2 separate regions of the Homo sapiens genome follow, and region 1 is linked to region 2. Evidence: chromatin contacts called from ENCODE Hi-C or POLR2A ChIA-PET data. All regions are on one chromosome and are shown on one strand. Each heading gives the region's core, a stretch centred on a gene start or an enhancer-like site at or near the end of the contact. The rest is flanking DNA. Distances are from core to core; before and after follow the strand shown. Region 1 overlaps MMP24-AS1-EDEM2 (MMP24-AS1-EDEM2 readthrough). Region 2 overlaps TRPC4AP (transient receptor potential cation channel subfamily C member 4 associated protein).

The links. A loop is a pair of places that touch in the nucleus more often than their neighbours do. ChIA-PET counts read pairs that join two places held with the same protein, here RNA polymerase II (POLR2A). Pooled maps may share reads with other maps.
Region 1: a map of Ramos shows a loop between it and region 2 (3-fold over the local background). The contact joins two enhancer-like sites. A Hi-C loop is called at or near these places in 1 of 168 maps with a recorded cell type or tissue (Ramos) and 1 of 50 pooled maps. POLR2A ChIA-PET finds 5 or more read pairs at or near these places in 2 of 52 experiments (HEK293 and T-cell).

The regions. Positions count from the first base shown.
Region 1 is chr20:35,118,977-35,123,436 of GRCh38, reverse strand. The region is part of intron 13 of MMP24-AS1-EDEM2 (MMP24-AS1-EDEM2 readthrough); the gene reads left to right. The region is part of intron 9 of EDEM2 (ER degradation enhancing alpha-mannosidase like protein 2); the gene reads left to right. Among named protein-coding and RNA genes, the nearest start is that of EDEM2, 26 kb to the left of the region's middle. Within about 2 kb of position 3,161, at least 6 of the 41 ENCODE cell types and tissues checked have a DNase peak (open chromatin) inside an H3K27ac peak, as active enhancers do.
Region 2 is chr20:35,068,669-35,073,323 of GRCh38, reverse strand. It overlaps TRPC4AP (transient receptor potential cation channel subfamily C member 4 associated protein), which reads left to right. Exons shown (of 19, transcript NM_015638.3): 3 at 3,912-4,028. Among named protein-coding and RNA genes, the nearest start is that of TRPC4AP, 22 kb to the left of the region's middle. RefSeq lists an enhancer at 2,817-2,986. Within about 2 kb of position 3,148, at least 3 of the 41 ENCODE cell types and tissues checked have a DNase peak (open chromatin) inside an H3K27ac peak, as active enhancers do.

The DNA.
Region 1 (4,460 bases), core at 1,912-4,411, 50 kb before region 2:
ATTTTTAGTAGAGATGGAGTTTCTCCATGTTGGTCAGGCTGGTCTTGAACTCCCAGCCTCAGGTGATCCGCCCACCTTGGCCTCCCAAAGTGCTGGGATTACAGATGTGAGCCACTGCGACTGGCCCCATATGCTCTTTCAAATCAGGAAATGAGTGAGAAGGAAAAGGCCAAGGTTGACTCCTTTTGAGCTCCTGCCATCAGGATTTCAGAAGTGTAGGCAAGCTTCCTAAGTCCATGGGTCAGATAAATTATGCTTACGTGTATGGAATGTTAGAACTTTGGGGCGGACCTTAGGAATTACCTAGTCTCTTCCACCTCCCCATTTGCAGCTCAGAATCAAGCAAAGGACTATATTTGAGACACTCTCATAGGTTCCTTTCTAGCCCTAATGTCATTTGATTCACTTCAGGGAAGCTGAAAATTGTGAGGAGGGAAAGAAAAAGAGGGACAAAGGAAGGAAGCTTAGTCAGCACACATAGTCATCCCCCACCCCAAAACAGGCTATGAGCCCATTGTCTTAGACACTTCCCACTTTCCCACCTGAATTGCCTTTTAGCCATGGGACAGGCCTTCTGGTTATCCTGCCTTCCTCTACCCCATTTCCTTCCTCTTCTAACTCAAGTGATTATCGTAGGAGGTGTAGAGGGGACCAGGAGAGGGAATAAAGAGCAAATTCATCAACTTTTGACTCCTTAGAGGCCACTGTTATTGATGTTTCTCATGCATTTGTTCTCATGGCATGTTTTTAAAACAGGAAACTTGGTTGGGCATGGTGGCTCACGCCTGTAATCCCAGCACTTTGGGAGGCCAAGGCAGGTGGATCACCTGAAGTCAGGAGTTTGAGACCAGCCTGGCCAACATGGTGAAACCCCATCTCTACTAAAAATACAAAATTAGCTGGGCATGGTGGCGTGCACCTGTAATCTCAGCTACTGGGGAGGCTGAGACAGTAGAATCGCTTGAACCCGGGAGGTAGAAGTTGCAGTGAGCTGAGATCACGCCATTGCACTCCAGCCTGGGCAAAAAAGAGCAAAACTCCATCTCAAAAAAATAAATAAGTAAATTTTAAAAATAAGAAGCTCTGAGAAGGTATCGTATCTGGTGTTACCAACAGGTAAAGATTAGGGTTTGGAACTAAATGTAAGACATAGGCTTGCACAATCTTAGGGTTAGAGGGAACCTGAGAGGTGTTCTAATTGGAATTTTCCTAATATGGCCCTGTCAAGTGGTTATCTAGTTTTTGCTTAGTTACCACGAGTGACAAGGAGCTTGCTACTTAACAGAGGCAACCTGTTCCATTTGGGACAGGCTGGCAGGAAGGCATTCATGGAAAGTAAGACACTACTGGCCAGATGCAGTGGCTTATGCCTGTAATCCCAGCACTCTGGAAGCCTGAGGCAGGAGGATCATTTAAGCCCAGGGGTTCAAGATCAGCCTGGGCAACATAGCAAGACCTTGTCTCTATAAGAAATATAAATAAATTAGCCAAGAGTGGTGTTGCATGCCTGTAGTCCCATCCCAGCTACCTGGGAGGATCACTTGAGCCCAGGTGGTCGTAGCTGCAGTGAGCCATGATGGCGCCACTGCAATCCAGCCTGGGCAATGGAGTGAGACCCTGTCTCCAAAAAAAAAAAACATAAGGCACCGCTGTCAGGAATCCAGGAGTGCGTTAATCCAGTCATCCCTCCTACCCCAAAACAATGGCAAATAGGAGATAAGGACTACTCTTTCACTAAATTGGCCAGAGCCCTGTACTTTCGTATATGTCTCTCTGATCAGCAGTGTTGGAGCACAGAGCCTAGCCTAAAGGCCTCTGCAGGCTTTTACCTTCCTCTAAGTCCAAATCTGAACTTTGGGCTGTCTCCTTCCTCTAGAGCAGGGATTCCCCAACCCCCAGGCCGTGGACCGGTACAAGTCCATGGCCTGTTAGAAACCAGGCCACACAGCAGGAGGTGAGCTGCGTGTGAGCAAGCAAAGCTTCATCTATATTTATAGCTGCTCCTCATCGCTCACATTGCTGCCTGAGCTCCGCCTCTTGTCTTATCCGTGGTGGCATTAGACGTTCATAGGAGCACAAACCCTATTGTGAACTGCATATGTGAGGGATCTAGGTTGTGTGCTCCTTAGGAGAAGCTGATGCCTGATGATCTGTCACTGTCATCCATCAACCCCAGATAGGGCTGTCTAGTTGCAGGAAAACAAACTCAGGGCTCCCACTGACTCTACATTATGGTGGATTGTATAATTATTTCATTATATATTACAATGTAATAATAATATAAATAAAGTGCACAATAAATGTAATGCACATGAATTATCCCAAAACCATCTCCTACAAGCCCAGTTCATGGAAAAATTGTCTTCCATGAAACTGGTCCCTGGTGCCAAAACGGTTGGGGACCACTGCTCGACAGAGTTGGTCAGATGCACAGGAAAGTAAAGCAATAACTAACATGCTTAGGAGGCCCACATGTGAGGAGAGAAGCGTGATGGCTGGTCATGAGGGCACTGGCCCACCAGCTGCTAGAAGCAGAAGAGGGCTGGGTGTGGTGGCTCACGCCTGTAATCCCAGCACTTTGGGAGGCCAAGGCGGTGGATCAACTGAGGTCAGGAGTTCGAGACCAGCCTGACCAATATGGCGAAACCCTGTCTCTACTAAAAATACAAAAATTAGCCGGGCACGGTGGCATGTGCCTGTAGTCCCAGCTACTCAGGAGGCTGAGACAGGAGAATTGCTTGAACCTGGGAGGCAGAGGTTGCAGTGAGCCAAGATCATGCCATTGCACTCTAGCCTGGGTAACACAGCAAAACTCCCTCTCAAAAAAAAAAAAAAAAAAAAAAGAAGAAGCCGAAAAAAGAAGCAGAAGAGGAGGCCTCCCATGAGGGCACTGTCTTTTCTGCCTTTGAACACACAGAATGTGTTCATCTAGTAATGAATGTACCCTAGTCTGTGCCTTAGAATATGAGCAATTAGATTAGCAATTGTCTAGAGGCCTGTGAGGAGAGGGGAGGAGGAAGTAAGAGAGAACTGGGGAGATAGGCAGAGACCTTTTCTCTAAAATAAGAACTAGAGGCTGGGTGCAGTGACTCACGCCTGTTATCTCAACACTTCAGGAAGCCAAGACTGGCGGATGACTTGAGGTCAGGAGTTTGAGACCAGCCTGGCCAACATGGCGAAACCCTGTCTCCACTAAAAATACAAAAATTAGTCAGGGCTGGTGGCGCATGCCTGTAATTCCAGCTACTTGGGAGGTTGAGGCATGAGAATCCCTTGAACCCAGGAGGCAGAGTTGCAGTGAGCGGAGATCGCACCATGGCACTCCAGCCTGGGTGACAGAGTGAGACTCTGTCACAAAAAAGTAATTAACGGAATAAAATAAGAACCAGAGTTTGCAGCAATAAGCCAAAAGGGACAGAAGCACTGATCAAGCCCAGGAGGAAACAGGACAGGAGAAGGTCAGGGGGAGATGATGGTATAGAAAGGAGACAGGGGTTCTTCTGTCTCTTAGAAAAGATGGATGAAGTAGAAAAACATACTGAGCTGAGGCCACCCTTGAAGTCAACTCTACAACAGTTCTTCAGGTATTTGAAAGCAATAAACACATTTTTTTTGGATTTCCTTATCTCTAGAATAAATATTCTCATCTGGACCCACTCCTGTTGGCTAATATTCATCTTAAGGTAGAGCTCATGTCTTAACATCAAGTTCCAGTTGTGGCATAGAATTGGGCAAGACAAAACATCACTTTTTCTGGCCACAGTGAACTGATGACTACGTCTTTGTTAGATTGACGGTTTGGTGGTTTATTTTATTTTATTTTTTTAATTTTTATTTTTTGAGATAAGGTCTCACTCTTGTCATCCAGGCTGGAGTGCCGCAGTGGCTTAATCATGGCTCACTGCAGCCTCAAACTCCTGGGCTCAAGTGATCCTCCTACCTCAGCCTCCTGAGTAGCTAGGACTACAGGTGCATGCCACACCCAGCTAATCATTTTTAATTTTTGTAGAGACAAGATCTCGCCATGTTGCCCAGGCTGGTCTCAAACTCCTGGGTTCAAACGATCCTCTCACCTTGGCCTCCCAAAGTGCTGGGATTACAGGCATGAGCCACCCACCATGCCTGGCCTGCTCTTGGATATCTCAGCCTTTTCTTTTGGTCCATCCTATCTTAGAACGAGCCTTATGATGCCAAGCTCTTACTCTTCTTTTGAGTTTTAGAATTAGGTTAGACTCTGAGTGACAGGAAAAAAAATAGTAGCTTAATTAGGATAGAAATGTATTTCTCTCTCATGTTCTGGGCTTATATGGCTCGCCATGGTGTCCTTAATCCCACCTAGCTGTTAGAATAGTTAGTGTTGGCAGCCAGGCAGCCTGTGCTTAGCTAAAGTTAGGAATCCTGCTACTAAGGAGGAAGCGGGGAACAGATATTGGGAATTAGGCAACAACCTCCGCCACCTT
Region 2 (4,655 bases), core at 1,899-4,398:
CTCCTATTCAACATAGTGTCGGAAGTTTTGGCCAGGGAAGTCAGGCAGGAGAAAGAAATAAAGGGTATTCAATTAGGAAAAGAGGAAGTCAAATTGTCCCTGTTTGCAGATGACATGATTGTATATTTAGAAAACCCCATTGTCTCAGCCCAAAATCCTCTTAAACTGATGAGCAGCTTCAGCAAAGTCTCAGGATACAAAATCAATGTGCAAAAGTCGCAAGCATTCCTATACACCAATAACAGACAGCCAAATCATGAGTGAACTCCCATTCACAATTGCTACAAAGAGACTAAAATACTTAGGAATCCAACTCACAAGGGATGTGAAGGACCTCTTCAAGAAGAACTACAAACCACTGCTCAATGAAATAAAAGAGGACACAAACAAATGGAAGAACATCCCATGCTCATGAATAGGAAGAATCAATATTGTGAAAATGGCCATATTGCCCGAGGTAATTGATAGATTCAATGCCATCCCCATCAAGCTACCAATTACTTTCTTCACAGAATTGGAAAAAACTACTTTAAAGTTCATATGGAACCAAAAAAGAGCCCACATTGCCAAGACAATCCTAAGCCAAAAGAACCAAAGCTGGAGGCATCACGCTACCTGACTTCAAACTATACTACAAGGCTACTGTAACCAAAACAGCATGGTACTATTACCAAAACAGAGATATAGACCAGTGGAACAGAACAGAGCCCTCAGAAATAATGCCGCATATCTACAACTGTCCGATCTTTGACAAACCTGACAAAAGCAAGAAATGGGGAAAGGATTCCCTATTTAATAAATAGTGCTGGGAAAACTGGCTAGCCACATGTAGAAAGCTGAAACTGGATCCTTTCCTTACACTTTATACAAAAATTAATTCAAGATTGATTAAAGACTTAAATGTTAGACCTAAAACCATAAAAACCCTAGAAGAAAATCTAGGCAATACTATTCAGGCCATAGGCACGGGCAAGGACTTCATGACTAAAACACCAAAAGCAATGGCAACAAAAGCCAGAATTGGCAAATGGGATCTAATTAAACTAAAGAGCTTCTGCATAGCAAAAGAAACTACCATCAGAGTGAACAGGCAACCTACGGAATGGGAGAAAATTTTTGCAATCTACCCATCTGACAAAGGGCTAATATCCAGAATCTACAAAGAACTTAAATTTACAAGAAAAAAGCAAACAGCCCCATCAAAAACTGGGCGAAGGATATGAACAGACACTTTTCAAAAGAAGACGTTTATGCAGCCAACAGACACAGGAAAAAATGCTCATCATCACTGGCCATCAGAGAAATGCAAATCAAAACCACAATGAGATACCATCTCACACTAGTTAGAATGGCGATTATTAAAAAGTCAGGAAACAACAGGTGCTGGAGAGGATGTGGAGAAATAGGAACACTTTTAAACTGTTGGTGGGACTGTAAACTAGTTCAACCATTGTGGAAGACAGTGTGGCGATTCCTCAAGGATCTAGAACTAGAAATACCATTTGACCCAGCCATCCCATTACTGGGTATTTACCCAAAGGATTATAAATCATGCTGCTATAAAGACACATGCACGTGTATATTTATTGCAGCACTATTCACAATAGCAAAAGACTTGGAACCAACCCAAATGTCCATTTAATGGTAGGCTGGATTAAGAAAATGTGGCACATATACACCATGGAGTACTATGCAGCCATAAAAAATGATGAGTTCATGTCCTTTGTAGGGACATGGATGAATCTGGAAACCATCATTCTGAGCAAACTATCGTTAAGGACAGAAAACCAAACACCGTGTGTTCTCACTCATAGGTGGGAATTGAGCAATGAGAACACTTGGACACAGGGTGGGGAACGTCACACACCAGGGCCTGGCATGGGGTGGGGGGAGGGGGGAGGGATAGCATTAGGAGATATACCTAATATAAATGACGAGTTAATGGGTACAGCGCACCAACATGGCACATGTATACATATGTAACAAACCTGCATGTTGTGCACAAGTACCCTAGAACTTAAAGTATAATAAAATAAAAAACAGCAAAAATAAATAAATAAAAACCATGTAAGTTATATTGAACGTAATGAAACTGAATGACAGTGTTCTTCAGAGGTGAAGTTTTGATTATTATATCACATAGTAAGTTATTTTAAAATGTAATAGAAACTAATTAAACTTAGTCTTTACGTTTAAGAAGAGACATTTTCATATTTTGAATCTCACAGTCTGATAGAAATAATTATAGCTTCTTAAACTTGTTTAAAAATGCTTTTCAAAGAGTTGCACATTATTTGCTTCTTGCAAAATCTCAGGAGATTGAGGTGAAGTTAAAGGGGAGGGAAATTAATATTTGTATATCTTTGCTATGTGATCATCATTTCTTTATTCATTAAGTAAGTACTTATTTGAAACTTACTATGTTTTAGGTTTTCTTGTAAGATTTTTTTTCCTCTTAGCTTTGTTCCATATGAACAAAGGATTCTGTGGCCGTCAGTTTGAGAACTACTACCCTATGTGTGCTGTATCAAATACTCTGTCTTGGAATCTGTGGGGAATACAAAGTGGGATCTGTTTGTGTTGTCCTCAAGGAACGTTTAGTCTAGGGAAGAAATAACATAGGTTTGGCCGGGCGCAGTGACTCACGCCTGTAATCCCAGCACTCTGGGAGGCCGAGGCGGGTGGATCACAAGGTTAGGAGATGGAGACCACGGTGAAACCCCGTCTCTACTGAAAATACAAAAAATTAGCCGGGCGCAGTGGCGGGCGCCTGTAGTCCCAGCTACTCGGGAGGCTGAGGCAGGAGAATGGCGTGAACCCGGGAGGCAGAGCTTGCAGTGAGCCGAGATCGCGCCACTGCACTCCAGCCTGGGTGGCAGAGCGAGACTCCCTCTCAAAAAAAAAAAAAGAAATGGTTTGTAAATAGGTGCAAAGTAAAAGTGCTAAATGTTACAAATGAGTTGTAGATTGTTTTGGGGGTCTGAAGAGCATGCTTCTGGTTGGGGGAAATCAAGAAGACTTCCTGCAGGAGATTATATTTGAGCAGTGACTTGGTTATTGCTACAGAACTAGTCACCCCGAAACCTAGCAGCCGGAAGTAACAAGAATCATTTATCTGTCAACAATTCTTGGTTGACTGAGTGGCTCCTCTGCTTCATGTGCTGTTGGGTAGGGTGGTACTGAGATATCTGGAATGTCCAAAATGGTCTCTCTCACATCCCTGGCAGGTTGGTGCTGGCTGTCAGCTGGAGATCAACTAAGGATGTTGCTCTTGGCCTCATTTCTTCTCCTTATGGCCTCCCCATTGGCTGTGTTCTCACAGCATGATGTTTGGGTTCCAGGATGGCAAGAGCGAAGTCTGTCAGGCTTTTTATTTTTTTTTAATGACAGAGTCTCCCTCTGTTGCCGAGGCTGGAGTGCAGTGGCTCTATGTTGGCTCACTGCAACGTCTGCCTCCGTGGCTCAAGTGCTTCTTGTACTTCAAATTCCTGAGTAGCTGGGATTACAGGTGTGTAGCACCACATCCGGCTAATTTTTGTACTTTTAGTAGAGATGGGGTTTTGCCATGTTGGCCAGGCTGGTCTCAAACTCCTGGCCTCAAGTAATCCGCCCACCTTAGCCTCCCAAAGTGCTGGGATTACAGGTGTGAGCCTGGCTTTCTTAAGGCTTGTGCTGGAAGTGGCCTAGTGTCACTTCTACCACATGCTGTTAGTTGAGGTGTGTCATACCAGCCCAGATTTAGTGTGAGAAGGGGCTTTACAGGGGCCTGAATACTAGGAAGTGTGGTTCATTGGGGACTGTCTTTGTGTTCATGGGAACTCCAGTTGGGACTAAAGCTCAAACTGATGCTTTAGTGTCTGGTCTGTGTTGGTTACTAAAACAATGTATGTACTTTTTTTTAAAAAAACTAGGAAATTTCTCCTCTTCTCTCCATGGAGGCTATGGCATTTGTTACTGAAGAGAGGAAACTTACCCAAGAAACCACTTATCCAAATACTTACATTTTTGACTTGTTTGGAGGTGTTGATGTAAGTAGCTATTTATTATTACTACTGCTGTTACTACTGCTTAATGGTTTGGGAATTTAACTTTTGAAATGGGAGATAGGAAAGATTTCAGAATTTATAACATTTCAGATTTTAACTTTTAGAAGCTTAGCGGCATTTACATGTTGAAGCAGCATAGTTTTTACTTCAGAAGAATTCATTTATTTAAATTGGTGTATACCTTTTTAAAAAAATACTAAGTGAAAAGTACATCTCTAAATTTCCCAGTGTCCCCTCCTCAGAACCAGTTGTGATTACTAGTTTCTTGTGTGTCCTGCTTAAGATGTTTTGTTTTTTTTGTGTGTGTGTGTGTGTGTGTGTGTGTGTGTGTAAATATTCCCCACCACCTCCACCTTAGTTTATTTTCTCCGCACATAGAGTGATATACCATATACACGGCTACACTATTCTGTACCTTCTTTCTTCTTCTTTTTTTTTTTTTAATTAAAACAATTTTAGGCCGGGCGCAGTGGCTCACGCCTGTAATCCCAGCACTTTGGGAGGCCAAGGCAGGTGGATCGTGAGGTCAGGAGTTCGAGACCAACCTGTCCAAGATGGTGAAACCCTGTCTCTACTAAAAATACCAAAATTAGATGGGCACGGTGGCAG